2 separate regions of the Homo sapiens genome follow, and region 1 is linked to region 2. A link is an interaction called in ENCODE POLR2A ChIA-PET data of the cell type or tissue named here. Cell type or tissue: GM12878. All regions are shown on one strand. Links, peaks and the distances in the headings refer to the core of each region. The heading gives the core; the rest is flanking DNA.

Evidence for each region. Peaks named below come from ENCODE experiments on the same cell type or tissue, not always from the same donor. Only the 100,000 strongest peaks of a DNase experiment are listed, where the experiment ranks them.
Region 1: POLR2A ChIA-PET joins it to region 2 with 6 read pairs; 2 of 35 experiments call an interaction of 5 or more read pairs at or near these places.

Annotation. Positions count from the first base shown.
Region 1 is chr18:21,595,685-21,598,496 of GRCh38, forward strand. The region is part of intron 1 of ESCO1 (establishment of sister chromatid cohesion N-acetyltransferase 1); the gene reads right to left. Among named protein-coding and RNA genes, the nearest start is that of ESCO1, 3.6 kb to the right of the region's middle. In GM12878, for the core only: no CTCF peak of the experiment used is centred there; no DNase peak of the experiment used is centred there; H3K4me3 peaks cover 14 bases.
Region 2 is chr18:21,851,721-21,854,532 of GRCh38, forward strand. MIB1 (MIB E3 ubiquitin protein ligase 1) reads left to right here. Exons shown (of 21, transcript NM_020774.4): 18 at 1,420-1,498. Among named protein-coding and RNA genes, the nearest start is that of MIR133A1HG, 22 kb to the left of the region's middle. In GM12878, for the core only: no CTCF peak of the experiment used is centred there; a DNase peak (open chromatin) is centred at 1,481; H3K27ac peaks cover 1,410 bases.

The sequences.
Region 1 (2,812 bases), core at 6-2,505, 260 kb before region 2:
GGGGTGCGGTGGCTCACGCCTGTAATCCCAGCACTTTGGGAGGCCAAGGAGGGGGGATCACGAGGTCAGGAGATCGAGACCATCCTGGCTAACACAGTGAAACCTCGTCTCTACTAAAAAATACAAAAAATTAGCCGGGCATGGTGGCGGGCGCCTGTACTCCCAGCTACTCGGGAGGCTGAGGCAGGACAATGGCATGAACCCAGGAGGCGGAGCTTGCAGTGAGCGGAGATCACGCCACTGCACTCCACCCTGGGCGACAGAGCGAGACTCCATCTCAAAAAATAAATAAATAAATAAATAAAATAAAAATAAATAAATAAAAAGAATAATACTTGTCACAAAGACTATACTATTTATGGGGGATAAAAGTAAGTTAAATTTAATCCTCTCCAACGATGCCATAATAGAAACCTTTCCTGGGCCAGGGGTGGTGGCTCAGACCCATAATACCAGCACTTTGGGAGGCCAAGGTGGGCAGATAACTTGGGCCCAGGAATTTGAGACCAGCCTGGGCAACATAGTGAAATCCCGTCTCTTCAAAAAAACAAAACAAAAAAAAACAGAAAGAAACCTTTCCTAATATAAAGCTACTTGGAGTCCTACATAATTTTTAAGAGTATAAGGGGATCCTAAGACCAAAAAGTTTGAGAAACACTGCATTAAAGTAATACTTAATGCCTCCTTTTAATTTACCCTCTGAGTTTTTATCTGTGAGAATCTTACGTATGCTGCCATAAATGTTTAAAGTTCTTAGAAAAGCTCCTGATATATCACCAGTGCTTAAGTGTTAGCTATAATAATATTAATAATTAGCTATAATAATATTACAGGGAAAATGTTTTTATGAAAAGATAGAAAATATTGGCCAGGCATGGTGTCTCACGCCTGTAATCCCAGCACTTTGGGAGGCCGAGGTAGGGGGATCACCTGAGGTCAGGAGTTCAAGACTAGCCTGGCCAACATGGTAAAACCCCGTCTCCACAAAAATATAAAAAAAACTAGCTAGGCATGATGGCAGGTGCCTGTAATCCCAGCTACTCGGGAGGCTGAGGCAGGAGAATCGCTTGAAGCCTGGAGGCAGAGGTTGCAGTGAGCCGAGATAGCACAGCCTGGGCAACAGAGCAAGACTCCGTCTCAAAAAAATAAAAAAAAATTTACTTAGTTACTCCTGGCTTCGCTTAACTACTTGCCAACTCAATTTCCATATTATCATTATCCCCTTCAGTTTCAACAACTACATTAATTCTAAACATTCAATTATTTACCTTAAAGCAGTAGTGCTCAAAATGTGATATGGGGACTCTCAGGATTCCTGAGATCAAAATCATACGAGAGCAAAAGATTAAAAGTACAAAACAGACCAATGAATTCTAATGCAACAGAATGCAAAACACATGTAGACATGGTTTCAGATTCTACATCACAACTAACCTTTAAGAAATTACCACTTGTTAAGTTTTGTTGCAGAATCAGAGTATTACAACTATCTGAAAAAGCTAAAATACCCCACCCAACATACTGGTCATAAACTTCAACCAGAAACATATATAGCAACAGATTGATAGGAAAATCCAGCTGTCTTCTATCAAGGCCAAACATTAAGGAGATTTACAAAAATGTAATACCATCACCATTCCTTCACTAACTTATTTTGGAATATAGTTTTTCATTAAAATGTTATTTATTAAATATATTAAGCTGGGTATGCACACCTGTAGTCCCACCTATTTGGGAGGCTGAGGCAAGAGGATCACTTCAGCCCAAGAGCTCAAGGCCAGCCTGGGCAACACAGTGAGCCACTGTTACTAAAAAAAAAAAAAAATTTAATTAAAATTAAAATGTTATTTATATTAAGCTGTAGTTTAATTATTTCAAATGAATTAATATATATGAAATTAATTCCTAATACAGTAACTATCAATAGATATAAACCTATATAAACAAAAGCTACTTGGAGTCCTACATAATTTTTAAGAGTGTAAGGGGATCCTAAGACCAAAAAGTTTGAGAACCACTACATTAAAGTAATACTTAATACCACCTTTTAATTTACCCTCTGAGTTTTTGTGTGAATCTTACACGTGCTGCCATAAATGTCTAAAGGAAGCTGAACAGAGCAGAGGATATAAATCTTCCTTTAAGCATTGTAATGCAATCAAGCATAAGATGTATATGCCCCTTCCCCTCAGGAAAAGACAAGACATGATGGCTGGGTTAACAGAATGCTCTTATTTGCCAAAAGTAACTACAGTATTATAATACAGCTATAATACAGAACTTATACAGGAAAAACAGAACCAAAGGATTTTCATTGAATGATCCACAGAAAAATATGAAAGTCAGGGTTACAAAAGGGGTAATATAGTCCTTAATTATCTACAGTAACAATTTTACTGGAGTTGGTTTCTAGTACCTAAATTTTAATCACCTTCAATAGAAGGTATTCCAAGAACTCTATGTGGTACAAAAATCTGCCAATAAAAGTCATGAAAAAATATTTAACTATTACAAAAAAATCCATTATTCGAACTGTGCAGCGCTGGTCACGTTCATTAACAGAATAAATACAATCAGCTCTGCATAATAAATTACCAAGCTAAAAAGGACTATCTGGCAAAAGAAGTTAATGGCATTCATTAATTAGGGTACTTTTTTAGTTATTCTGTGAAGCATAATTTATCAATTTAAATGCCAGCACCTTGTATGGGACGGACATTAAAAAAATTACTTGGCCGGGCATGGTGGCTCACGCCTGTAATCCCAGCACTTTGGGAGGCCGAGGCAGGCGGATCACCTGAGGTCAGGAGTT
Region 2 (2,812 bases), core at 77-2,576:
CAGGCACTCTCTAAACACTGCTGGAGGCTAGGTGGCCAACCCGGCTATATGTACAGACATTACACAATATGCTTTGGTTTAGTAACTCCACTCCTGGAAGTATAACCTGAGGAAATAATTGGAGGAAAAGGTATGGCTACAGTTTTTTTTTCTTATAATAGCGGAATAGGTACAGATATGGTTTTTAGATCAGTTTGCTGTATTATTTTAAACTCTTCAGAAACAATTCAGACAAAAAGACAAATGCAATGGAAATCATTTTAAAAATCAACATGTTATATAGAAAGGAGAAGATAATTATTATGTATTAGGCACTGATTTTATATATTACACATTGAACTACTTTATACATATCTGATTTACTCTTTATCACTCTGTGAAGGATTATTCTTTATTGTTTAGATAAATAATGTTGTAGCTCAACAATGTTAGGTAATTTGTTGGTGTTGGAGGTAGATTTTGAATCCAGGAATGTCAGTGTCTTGATCAACTATGTCTTACTGCATTCTGCATTCTGCTTTTTCTATACTTACATAAATTCTATGTACATACTGAGGTGTAAGTTGGGAAAGTCCATAGAGAGAAAGAGAGAGAGCACACGTGCATGTATTTGGTTGTTTGGATGATGCTGTAGGTGAGTAGTAGTTACCATTTTTGGTGACACAAGAGATGGCTAAATGTGACTGTGTGTTAGAAGGGAGAATAGGTGAAAGACAGATGAGTAGCCAAGGGCTATGGGGTAGGGATACAGGAAGCCAGAGCCAAGGTGGTTAATAGTTAAATGTCCAAGCTCAGATTAAGTGGACATGAAGAAGAGGTGAAAGTGAGGGAGATTATGAATAGGCTGTGGAAGTCTTGCTAGAGATCAGGGAAAAAGAATAGCCCAAAGCTGTGGGCTTCAGGCAGCATGGGAATTGACCAAGTCCTGGAAAAGGGCACTTTAAGGTAGAGTTTCTTAAATGTGGGTAAACAGAAAAATCCCTCGTGGATTTTAGCAATTTGGCTAATCTAGCTAGATTTTTATTAATATTAGAAATCTGTCTTTCAGTCATTTCTTATTTTACTACTTTATTTGTTCGTTGTCTTTTTTAGTTTCCCCTCAAAAGTAGTTTTTGGGGGAAAAAAATATTGAAGCCTCCAGAGGCTTCCTCAGAGGAAATGGAGTTTTTTCTATTCTATATTTTAGGACAGATAGGGAGATGAAGGTAGAATAGAAATAAGTGCCTGTTAAGCTAGGGTATATAAAGATGTGAAAATGAATAACCAGGAAAGTAGAGGATGGGAGGAAAGTGTGTGTTAAATTTCTCTGTGCCTAGGTGTTTTCTTACAGAGGAAATACATTTGGATATAATTGAACTTGTTAAGAGTTACTAGATTTATCTGTAAATGGTCACTGTGCTGTAACCTCTTTTTCTATAGATTGAAGAATGTGTGGTATGCTCTGACAAGAAAGCAGCTGTTCTTTTTCAACCCTGTGGCCACATGTGTGCTTGTGAGAGTAAGTAGCCTATGCAGAGTTCCTCAATATTATTATAAAAATAGAAAGTGAAACAAAAATTATGTTTTTGAGGGTTTTTTTGCTTTTGATTTTGGATAACTCATAAAAAAGTTGATGGGCCTCGAGTACCTTCTATTTCTTTCTCTGTACTAGAACGTCAGCTGTTTCCCTCCATGCGTCTGAGCATTAGGGAAGACTGAATATGCTGTGTTCTGCCACCTTGGATTTTGATTTCAGTTGTATTAGCACAAAAGGGTCTCTTTCCACACATAATAGAAATTTATTTTGAAAAATAAATGTTGAAACATTTAGTCTCGCCTTTGTTCACATATGAAATTAGCACGTCTTCATTTGGCTTCACCTTAATATTGCCTCTCCTGTGTACTTTCCTCACTGCAGAAGAACCAACAGCAACCATTTCTGGGGCTGTAATTTCTGGCCTTCTGTAAGCTTTTATGTCAAGAGAGCTTTTAGAAATCTTTTCTTTGTGAGGGCAGTATTAAAATTTAAAAAATGTTTTTAAGTTTCTTTTAAACATATTCTCTTGAAGTCCTTTGCTTTTCATATTGCCCTTGTTCAAGTTCATACACTGTTAAATATTCTCTTCCCTTTGCTTTTCTTCATTTTGTCAATAAAAGATTTTATTTTATTTTATTTTTTATTTTTGGCACAGTCTCGCTCTGTCACCTAGGCTGGAGTGCAGTGGCACAATCTCGGCTCACTGCAACCTCTGCCTTCCCAATTCAAGTGATTCTCGTGTCCTCCGCCTAGGCAACAGACTGAGACTCAGTCTTAAAAAAAAAAAAAAAAAAAAAAAAATTCCAATAGGCAGCTGGTCAACTAAAGAAAGGGTGAACGTTTTCTTCTGTAACATTTTGCCTAAAGTGACTGTTTCTGTTTACCAAAGAGTGGTATAATGGCTATTACCCAATACTATCAAAAGGGCACATAGAGAATTCTCTGTCTTAAGTAAAAAAGGACTCAGGTTACTTAAGTTTTCATAGGCCAGAGGTTGGCAGACATTTTTTGTAAAGGGTGAAATAGTAAATATTTTTGGCTTTGTAGGCCACATGGTTTCTGTAGTAACCACTCAGCTCTTTCCCACTGCTGTACTCTGCACTATAGTGCAAAAACAACCATGGAAAATATGTAAATAAATGGGCCTGACTGTGTTCAATAAAACTGGTCTCATAAAAGCAGATGACACGTCAGATTTGGCCCTCAGGTGTAGTTTGCTGACATCTGTCATTCACCAAAGTGATACCTACATGAGACTTGAAAGATGATTATAATTATTAGTTGTTCACACAGATT